2 separate regions of the Mus musculus genome follow, and region 2 is linked to region 1. Evidence: chromatin contacts called from ENCODE Hi-C or POLR2A ChIA-PET data. All regions are on one chromosome and are shown on one strand. Each heading gives the region's core, a stretch centred on a gene start or an enhancer-like site at or near the end of the contact. The rest is flanking DNA. Distances are from core to core; before and after follow the strand shown.

Region 1 (5,611 bases), core at 878-3,377:
ATCGGGGCACATACCTTTAATACCAGCAGTGTTGAGGCAGAGGCAAGTGGATCTCTTTGATTTCTAGGCCAGCCTGGGTTACAAAGAGAGTTCCAGGACAACAGGGGTTACATAGTGAAAAACCCTGTCTCGGAAACCCACCCCCCAGAAGAAGAAGAAGAAGAAGAAGAAGAAGAAGAAGAAGAAGAAGAAGAAGAAGAAGAAGAAGAAGAAGCAGCAGCAGCCATACACAGAGGATATAGTGTCACGGGACTTCATGAGTTTGAGATGAGCCTGGGTAATGGCAATGAGCAAGACACCACCCCTAACCCCTGAACTCCCACACACAATAACAACAATCTTGTCCAACTCTGCCACTCAGCTGAGGAGGGCAGAGCTAGCTAGGATTTTGAGTCTTGCATTCCCTGATCCTCTGCCTCTTGGAACCATGCACTTCTGCAGCGTAGGCATGCTGTGCTGTGATAAGACATTTACTCATTTATAGTACACATTTACATAGTACATCTATATTTCATTCTTTCTTTGGAAAATTTTACAGTTCTAGAGGATGGATCTTATTTTTTAAAAAATATTTATTTATTTATTTATTTATTATTTGAAAGTACACTGTAGCTGTCTTCAGATTTCATTATGGATGGTTGTGAGCCACCATGTGGTTGCTGGGATTTGAACTCAGGACCTTTGGAAGAGCAGACAGCGCTCTGAACCGCTGAATCATCTCACCAGCCCTGAGGATGGATCTTCTACAGTAAAAAAAAAAAAATAAAAAAATATGGCTTTGTATTTCAGCCCAGTATATGCTCTCAGATAAAGGGAACAAGAAAAGCTTCGCAAAACAGCAGCATGCAGGCTTCAATGCCAGGTCTCACTGCTAAAGAATTAATAAATAACATGTTGAGATTAGTTTTACAACCCACAGGCCGACTGGGATCCAATTAAAGAACTGTTCTTTAGTAATGCCTGAGATATAGTCTATTTTAAGGCAGTCGACCAAGCATCTCTGTTTATTAATTCAGGGAGGAGACGGCCTCATCAGGAGACTCTAATCCACGCTGGGTGTCATGACTCAGACCTGTAATCCTAGCTCTAAAGTGTCTGACACAGGGGTGGGGGGTGGCAAGTTCAAGGGCAGCCTGGACTCATAGAAAGGCTGTGTCTCAAAACCCAGCAAGTGGAAATAATCTAGTCCTGCTCTAAGGGGGTTGTTTGTCTAGCATGTGCAGGTCCTGAGTTTGACCCCCAGAAGTGAGGAGAAATCGTAAATCTAAGATTAAAAATCAAAATGCCTTTAGGAGACAAATGTAACAGATATTTATGATCCCAGACTAGGAAAATCTCTGGCTACAGATGTGGAGCTGTAATCCCAGTCCTTAGGGAAGCTGAGGCAGAAAAACTAACTACATCCAGCCTGGGCACCATAGGAGATTTTATTTCAAAACAAAATCAAAACCCAAAGAAGCAATAGTATCAATCATTAAAAGGATACAGTAACATTTTGCTTTTCCAAGACAGGATCTTATGTGGCCCAAGCTGGCTTCAAAGTCAGCTATAAAGACCTTGATCTTCTTCTGGCCTCCACCTTCCAAGTGCTGGGTTATAGCTGCACGGACCTCACTAGGGACTTCTGTGCACGTTTCCTTCTCCCTTCCCTTCCCTTCCCCTTCCCTTCCCTTCCCTTCCCTTCCCTTCCCTTCCCTTCCCTTCCCTTCCCTTCCCTTCCCTTTCCTCTTTCTTTCCTTTCCTTTCCTTTCCTTTTCTTTCCTTTCCTCTCTCTCTCTCTCTCTCTCTCTCTCTCTCTCTCTCTCTCTCTTTTCTTTTTTGACACAAATCTTATGTAGCCCAGGATAGCCTAGACCTTTTCATGGTTTTATGCAGAGGAAGACCTTGAATCCCCTCCTGTCTCCTGTTAGAATTTTAGACATGTGCCATCATGGCTGCTTTTTAAATGTGGTGCTGGAGAATCAAACCCAGGGTTTTACTCAGGCTTGGCAATCAGTCTACCAACTGAGCCACAGCATCAGCTCAGCTTCTTCATTACATATCTTGGAGTTGGTCAAAGATGGAATATGACTCAGACATATTCTTGGAGTTGGTCATATTCTGGAATATGACTCAGACATATTCTCAGAGGCATCACCAGCTCCTGATGTCAGGGCCAGGCCCTGAGGTAGACTTTTAATTCTTTCAGGGGAAAATAATGTGTGAGAAACTAGGCAAGAAGCAAGACATCTCTTGCCACCGCAGAGCTAGAAGGTAGGTGCACAGTGACCCAAACAGTGACCATGCCAGGACTTGGTAACAGTGGAGGTACGGTACTCTATATGGGGGTGCTTGGGGTTGGGGATTTAGCTCAGAGTGCTTGCTTAGCAATCGCGAGGCCCTGGGATTGGGCCTCAGCTCTGAAAAACAAACAAACAAACAAACAAACAAATCAAGGTAACTCAATATGGTGATTGTATGTTGAGAGTGTACTGGCCAGTGAACTGGTCTCGGTATCCACAGCAGCAGCTCAACCAGATTGCCACTGCACAGTAATCATGGCATGTTTCCCGTGCTTCTCGGCTCTCATGGTGGGTTTGGCGCCGATGCTATGACCCACTCATCGATTCTGCGCTGTGCAACCAGTCTTCAAGCACACAGCAGCAAGCACGTTATCAGGAGTCAGCTTCTATAGCAGATACCCCGACAGATGCTCCTTGTTCCCCATCAAGACCCAAGGGAGTTGTTTCTTCAGTGGCTGAGTGGGCTGCTGGCAGGCTGTCAGACCGCATGAGAATTACCTCTGTGGAAAGGAATGTGTTCCTCCAAGGTCAAGCCCAGCTACTGCAGAAGTCTGAATTCGGACACTGGCCAACATGGCCCCCACATGCTGTTGCAAGACTTCTCCCGTGGTGCTTAGTTCATTTGCGTTTCAGATAAACGTTAATATATAAGTTGCTGTAAAGCAAGGGGCACTTGCTAAAAAATATATACATCACTGTTTATATATAAAGTTCAAGTCTGTCGGGTATGGTGGTGCACGCCTTTAATCCTATCACTTGGGAGGCAGAGGCAGGCAGATTTCTGAGTTTGAGGCCAGCCTGGTCTACAGAGTGAGTTCCAGGACAGCCAGGGCTACACAGAGAAACCTTGTCTCCAAAAACAAAACAAACAAACAAAAAAAAGTTCAGGTCTGACTGCTTTTATTTGCTAAGTCTGGGAACACCAAACTCAAGGCAACTCGGTTACTGCCAGCCCAAGAGCCTTCCACGGTTCAGCTGAGACTCATGCCAGGACGTCCATCACATGGTAGCTCCTCCCCTGTAACGCCCACTCCACCTCTCCTCTCTCCCCTCTTCATCCCTCTCTCTTTCTCTGTTTCTTTGTTTGGTTTGGGTTTTGAGATGAACTCTCATTATGTAGCCAAGGCAGGACTGGAACCCACTGTGTAGTCCAGGCCGGTGTTAAGCCTGTGCCTTTTTTCCCTCAGAGCATCTGGTCCTTGGGATGATTGGCGTGCACCACCCCAATCAATTTCTTTTTCTTCCTGTTGTCCTCTTCCCCATTCTTCTTTTGAGATAAAGTCTCACTATGTCCCTCTGTCTGGACTGAAACTCCGTGTGTAGATGAGGATATCCTCCAACAGGTAGAACTCTGCCCTCGAGTGTGGGAGGGAAGGTGGGCACCACCAAGCCTAGCTTACTTTTCTCATCTTTAATTGCGGCAATCTCAAGAGCACTTCTTTTTATTTTTTATTTTAATTTTATTTTACATGGATGTTTTGTTTCCACATATGTCTGTAACACATGCACGCAGTGCCCCTGGAAGCCAGGAAGGAGTGTTGGATCTCCTAGAACTGGAGTTACAGATGGTTGTGAGCCACCATGTGGGTGCTGGGAATCATACCTGGGTCCTGTGGAAGAGCAGCCAGTGTCCTTAGTCACGGAGCAATCACTCCAGCCCCTAGGGGCACTTAAACACCTACTGCAAGCTAACCTCCATCTCAGAGCTGCTTCCTATACAACCCGACTAAATGGTTCTCTTCCTTGCAATGGGATGACCAATGTGTTAGTTTGCCTGTGTCTGAGGGGATCCATGAGTTGATGCATTTTCGATGTACTTTGCATTTTTTGAACAAGATCTAGAACTTGCTATGTAGACAGAGATGACCTTGAACTTTGCATGCCCCTACCTCTGCTCTCATGTGCTGGGATTCCAGGCATGCAGGTCAATGCTCAGTTTTACAATCAATAATTCTAACAGATAAAACTCACGTTAGCCCTGGTGACCAAAATTCACCACTGTTTCTCGTTCCTGTGAAGCACTCAAAGTATATTCGGAAACTAAGCCTGATAGGGTCCATAATCTCAGTACTTGGTAGACTGAGGCAGGAGGGACCCGAGTTCACAGTTAGTCTGAACTAACTGTATCAAGACCATGCATATACGTCATACACACAAACACACACGCACACACCCTAGTATTCAGGAGACTGAGGCTGTGAATTTGAGGCCAGTCTGGACTACATAATAAGATCCTATGCCAGAGAAGTCTCCTCCATGGTAAATATCCCATCTTCTTGTTCACTGCTCAAGCTTTTACATTTAATTTGCATGGTACCTGCCACACAACTGGCAATCAGTGTGTTTTCCAAAGGTTTGAGTGAATACCCTCCTGTAGTATGTGGCATATAGAAAGTGATTGAGAAATGTAGAAACAACCTAAGTATTTGTGTATTTTTCACCCACACTGAACACCAGGTGAAACTCTGGGCCACTTGGACTTCAACCAGCTCTCAGTTAAGATTCTGTGACATTCCCTCCTCAAATTTGATGCTATGGTGTAGCTGAATGGAAATGGCTCCTAATGGCCATGTATTTGAATATTCTGTGGGAACTGTAAGCCCCTCATCAACACTTTCTTCTATAAGTTGCCTTGGTCACGGTAACTTAGCAATAGAAAAGTAACTAAGACAGAAGTTGATACCCAGATTCAGGTATGACTGTGACAAGCCTGACTATAATGTTTTTTGGAAGAACGTGGAAGACTTTAGGCTAGGAAAGGCTTTGGGCTAGGAAAGCAGTCAAATGCCATGAGCAGGGTTTAATGACCCATCCTGATAGGAACTTGGAAGGTAACATCCATGAGGAGAACACAGACTATAGAGGCCCAGCTCAAGAGATCTCAGAGGGAACCATGTTAGCAACGGGGCTAGACACCGTTTTGTTTTAGCAAAAAGAGTGGCTTCGTCTCTTTTCCTAAAAACTTGCCTGAGGTTAAATTGAAAAGCTTTGGACTAGTTTTGTTGGAAGAGGAGATTTCAAGACAGCCAAACACTGATTGTCGAGTGGTTATTAGAGTTCTCACTTATGCAGCTCTCCACAGTGACAGTGAACATGTGGGGCAAAAAGAGTGGAGCCTCAGGGAAACACATGGGGCACAGAGAGAGGAGCCTCAGGGAAACACATGGGGCACAGAGAGTGGAGCCTCTGGGAAACACATGGGGCACAGAGAGTAGAGCCTCTGGAAAAGAGCCCACCCAGCTAGTTTGTGAAAGGAAAAGGCCAAGAGTTTTTCTGGTTTTAAAAATCATTAGTAAATCAAATATTATGCAAATTAATTCCAGGAGAAC
Region 2 (5,611 bases), core at 946-3,445, 34 kb after region 1:
CGTTCCTCATATGCCCCAGGTCCAGTGTAACACAATTTCCTAGAGAACCTGGCTGAGCTAGCCGTATGCTCCGTTGCGACTTTGCTGCCAACATGCTTTCCCTCCCACCAGCATTCCTGTGTGTACCAACAATAGCAGCGGCTGTCAGTCTTTGCCAACTTGGATGGTGAAAAATAACTTTGGCTTTGTTTGCTTTTTGCATTTTGAGATGGGGACCACCCTCACATCAGCAGCCCAGGCTGGTCTGGAATTCACTATGTTGCAAGGTTTGTGGATAGCTAAGGATTGAATACAGGACCTCAAGCAAGTGTTCTACCAACTGAACTATATCCCCAGCTCTCTGGATAACTCTAGCTACTAGGAGAGAACAGATGACAGTGTGGTGAGAGAATGAATAAGGGGAGCAGCTGGGGGTTGTTGTAGCGGCTTGCAGAGACCATGCTGACCTGGATCAGAACAATGCTGATCCAACTTTAGTGCAGGCTCAGAATCTTCTGGAGACCCATTCCAGGGTGTTAATTTTCCAACCCCAGATTGGCAAATTTTATTCAGACAAAACTTTGAGTACCTAGCAAGATATCCAGATGCCACCAACTACCAGTCTTACTGCAGAGCTCTGGTGTTGGTCAGAGGTCAGAACCGGGAGACTTCATTGTGGAGACAAAACCAGGTGTAATAGCACACCGTTAGAATCCCAGGACGTGGGAGGCCGAGGCAGTGACTCCCCATTTCAAGCAAGCCTGGGCCACATACAAACATCCTGTCTCTCAGCTCTAACTGGGACATCCATATTCTCCTTTCAAGGCTCAGGGACAACCTAGAGAAGGGGGATTAAAACAAATGAAAGAGCAGAGGAAGGGCCAGGTGGGTGGCACACACATTCAATCCCAGGACCCAGAGACAGGTGGAACTCTGTGAGTTCGAAATCAGCTTGATCTACAGAATGAGTTTCTGGACAGCCAGAGCTACATAGTGAGACTCTGTCTAAGCAGGGCAGGAAGGGGAAGGGAGAGGGAGGAAGGGAGAGCGCTTGGGTCCTACTCTTTCAGAAGGACCAGAGATGAAGTCCTTCTCTGAGAATTTATAGGTAGATAGTATAGGTATTTGTTTGGAGAAAGGATTTTTCTTCCATGGTATAGCTATGGGTAAGTTGCCCACACTTCTGTAAATAGCCCTTCATCTATATTCTATAAATAACCTTGGTAGGCACACTCTTTTATACACTCACACTCATACACACACTCACATACACAACTACTCTTAGACACACGCCTACTTTTACACACACACTCAGACACATACTCACATGCACACATACTCAAATACACACACACACTCTCTCTCTCACGCAGGTGTACACACACACACACACACACACATACACAGACATACGAAAGTAGAAGGATGACCTGTTGGAAGGAGGAAGTAGATCTGGAGTCAGTGGAAGTTGGAGTGGAACAAGAGAGGGTAGTGGTGGTGAACATAAGCAAAATACATAATATACATGTATGAAAATGTCATAAGGAAACCCACTGCTATATATTATTAATATATGTAATAAATTAAACAAACAAACAGAAAGCCCTGGGCAGAGTGACAGGTGGGATTCTGGGTGGAGGCAAGCACATAGGACTCTAGCAGGAGTTCAAGACCAGCCTCGGCTACAGGAGAACAGGTCTTAAAATTGAAAACCGATAATGGGTGGGGTAGCACATCCCTCTAATCCCAGTACTCAGAAAGCAGACTCAGGTGGATGGCCGTGAACTCAAAACCAGCATGCTCTACATAGTGAGCTCCAGGCCAGCCAGGACTACAAAATGAGACCATGTCTAAAAGGAAAAAATGTAAAATAAATAAATAACTGACTGGGGCGCTTTACAAGAAGCCATAGGGTTTATAACTGCAGCTAGACTCTTAAATTGTGCTCAGCCACCGACTGGTAGAGCAAGATTCCAGGTTTTTCTCTCGTGACAGTTGGGCTGGGAGTGGGATTAGGGTGCCCTTAGATACATCATCTCTCTGCTTCTCGCCTGTCTGAGCCTCAGAAAGGCAACATGGTCTCACTTGGAAAGAAGCAGGCAAAGTTCCAGGAAGCTGCCGTGCAATCTCAGCAATGACCCCAGAGTGCCTTCTCAGGCAGAAAACGAGTATCATTCGTTCTTGCTTCACAGAAGGAAGCAATGAATACCTAATCCTATCCAGAAGAGGTTTTTTTTACCCAGGATTCGCAAGCCCCAGCCAGGCAGTCCCAGAGCTCCGGCTCCCTCCGCCAAAGGTCTCCTCCCTCCACTGTGTTTTTGATGGTTTCCTCTGGCCTGGCTCCTTCCTTCCCTTCAGACTACAATAATGCCACTCCAGCCTAAAACAAGCCTCCGTCCTCCACCCTTCCTCCCCTCAGGTCCTGCATTCTTTGCTTTTACCTCAAGCTTCCTTCTAGGCTGCTCTGGCTTCCTCGCTTTCTTCTCCAGGGAGCTCCTCTGGAACCTGGGTTCTATCTCCAAAGCCAGACAGCCTCCTTGTCATCCACAATGATCAAACCTGGGCCTGCTCCCTGCTCCCTGCTCCCTGCTCCCTGCTCCCTGCTCCCTGCTCCCTGCTCCCTGCTCCCTGCTCCCTGCTCCCTGCTCCCTGCTCCCTGCTCCCTGCTCCCTGCTCCCTGCTCCCTGCTCCCTACCTCAGGCTGCCTGCTACCATTTCCTATGACGGCCACCACTCCTCCTGAACATTCTGTTTCTCCCTCAGCTTCTGGGGTCTATGGCTTTGGATTTGATGGCTATATCCTCTTTGATCTCTCCTGGGTGGTCAATCATACCCTTCCACAGTTAACTACAACTTATAATTAGTCCCTAGAGAGTCTGCTTTTCTATTCCTATTCTGTTATAATCATCTCTACAGCCAACAGTAATCTAACCCAGAGGTCCTCAAAAGTAGCCTCCCACAGAAGTCACTTGGTTAACTGTGAGTGTGTCTGTGTGTCGCGTGCGCACATGTGCATGCTTGCTGGGGCTCAAGTTCAGGACCTTGTGTATACTACGTGTATACCTGAACTTGTATATACCATGGGGCTGTATACTCAGCACAGGATTATTAGAGACAGGATCTCTCTATATTGATGTGCTGACACACTCACTATGTAGATCATGCTGGCCCCTAACTCAGAGGGATCGCCCTGCCCTGCCTTCCAGGGTGTGGCTAATGGTGGGCAACATCACACCTGGATCTATTTTAAAGAGTTTTAAAATCCTGATGCCTGATCTGGTGAGATGGCAAAGTGGGTTAAAGTGTTTATCGTACAAGCCTGACAACCTGAGTTCAGTCCCCAGAACCCACTGTAAAAGGCACAAATTAACCTCCACAAACTTACCCATCTACACAGACACACAGAGACAGATACACAGACACACACAGATACACAGACACACACAAACACACGATGATGATAAACAATACCAGTAAATTAAAATGTTTTTTAAAAACCTTTATGGGCTGGAGAGATGGCTCAGTGGTTAAGAACACTGACTGCTCTTCCAGAGGTCCTGAGTTTAATTCCCAGCAACCACATGTAATGAGATCTGATACCCTCTTCTGGTGTATTTGAATACAACTACAGTGTACACATATAAATAAAATAAATAAATCTTAAAAAAAAAAAAAGACCTTTATGCCCACTCCACTCACATCAATTAAATCAGAATGTCTGAGGGGGGATGGGCATTGGTGTCTCTAAATCTCCCCAAACGGTGGCACATCCTAGGCTATAGAGAAAGGCTTTGTGTCAAACCATCACCACCAATAACAACACCACACACACACACACACACACACACACACACACACACACACACACGAAAAAGAAAAGGGAAGGAAAAGTCTTCAGATACCACTAGGCATGGTGTGTCACACTTGCAAGCCCCACATGAAGAGTGAGACGGGGTGGGGGTGGGGTGGAGAAGATTGCTGTGAGCCCCAGAGTGGCCTAGGCTTCAGGATTGCATTGTGAGACCCTGATCAGAAACAGAACAACAACAACCAAGCAGGAGCTGGAGAGGAGGCTCAGCTGGACTGGCTGCTCTCTCAGAGGACCTGGGTTTGAGTGGGGATGGATCACAACCAACAGTAACTACAGTCCTGGGGTCTCATGACTTCTCGTGGCCTTTGAAGGTACCAGGCATGCAGTGAGCGTGCACTGACATACATGTACAAAAATACCCATACACCTAAAATAAAAGTAAACAAATCTCTTAAAAATAAAAACAAAAGAAACAAACAAACCTACCCAGACTTCAGATAAGAACACAGGCTTTGCGGGGCCACTGCTCTATGGGATAACATAATAGCTGATGCACACCACTACACAGATGTGGAAACCCACAAAATACGCAATACCAACAGTAAGCTTTAATGTAAGCTGCAGGCTTCCCGTGATTATGACGTGTCAAAGTAGGTTCATTAATTATACCACACACCCCTTGGGTAATGACTGACACATGCTGACAAAGGCAACAATATACGTACATGTGTGAAGCGAGAGGGTTAGAGAACATCACTGGGTCTCTCTTAATATTGCCTAAAATCGAAAGGCTGGAGAGATGGTTCAGCGGTTAAAAGCACTTGCTGCTCTTCTAGAGAACCTGAGTTCGAGTCCCAGCACCCATGCTGGGCGGCTCACCACTGCCTGCAACTAACTCCACAAGATGCAGCTCCTCTGCCTGCTTCCATGGCTGTGCACATAAGCACACATATGTGGTATTCATTCATACAGACACAGATACATCACATACATTCACACACGTAGTAGACATCCTCACAGACACATACAAATAAAGCAGAAAACCAACAACAACCAAGACTTGTCCTAAAAAATTATATTTTTAAAAAACAGGATTCAGGGCTAATCATGATGATGTACACTTGAGAGCTGAAGGCAGAACAGTCAGCTGGAAGCTAACCTTGCATCACAGCAAGTTCAAGGCTAGTCTGGGCTACCTAAGACCCTGCCTCAAAAACAAATAAACAACTACTGTCCAAAGATAAGCCGCCCTCTTACCAAAAAAACATGAGATTTTAAAAATATATATTTTTGTATATGTGTATGTATATATGTATGTATGTATGAAATGTGCATTGGTGTTTTGCCTGCATGTATGTCTGTGTGAGGGTGTTGGATCCTGGAGTTATAGATAGCTGTGAGCTGCCATATGGGTGCTGGGAATTGAACCTGGATCCTCTAGAAGAGCAGCTAGTGCTCTTAACTGCTGAGTTCTTTCTCCAGCCCCTACAACAAGATTCTTAACTTGAAATCCAGTTCTAGGGAATAGTCAAATCACAAAAGAGTCTGCATAGAGGGCACATTTATCTATTCTCTTTGATTGTTGTGTCAATGGTTTTTTTTTTTTTTTTTTTTTTTGTGGTATCTTCTGCACTTGAGATTCTCTGTTCTATCTCTTGTATTCTGTTGCTGATGCTTGCATCTATGGTTCCTGATTTCTTTCCTAGGGTTTCTATCTCCAGAGTTGTCTCCCTTTTTGATTTCTCTATTGTTTCTACTTCCATTTTTAGACCCTGGATGGTCTTGTTCAATTCCTTCACCTGTTTGGTTGTGTTTTCCTGT

Evidence for each region. Hi-C counts contacts between places; a loop is a spot of excess contacts on that map. ChIA-PET counts read pairs that join two places held with the same protein, here RNA polymerase II (POLR2A).
Region 2: POLR2A ChIA-PET joins it to region 1 with 12 read pairs in Patski. The contact joins the enhancer-like site here to the promoter of 2310043O21Rik in region 1. A Hi-C loop is called at or near these places in 2 of 37 maps with a recorded cell type or tissue (gastrocnemius and heart). POLR2A ChIA-PET finds 5 or more read pairs at or near these places in 1 of 5 experiments (Patski).

Annotation. Positions count from the first base shown.
Region 1 is chr15:38,591,450-38,597,060 of GRCm38, reverse strand. 2310043O21Rik (RIKEN cDNA 2310043O21 gene) reads left to right here and starts at 2,127. Exons shown (of 3, transcript NR_045757.1): 1 at 2,127-2,253. The region is part of intron 2 of Gm41309 (a long non-coding RNA gene); the gene reads left to right.
Region 2 is chr15:38,557,343-38,562,953 of GRCm38, reverse strand. All of the region lies in intron 2 of 2310043O21Rik (RIKEN cDNA 2310043O21 gene), which reads left to right. Among named protein-coding and RNA genes, the nearest start is that of 2310043O21Rik, 35 kb to the left of the region's middle. Within about 2 kb of position 2,195, at least 2 of the 3 ENCODE cell types and tissues checked have a DNase peak (open chromatin) inside an H3K27ac peak, as active enhancers do; they include gastrocnemius and heart, where a contact is called at or near this core.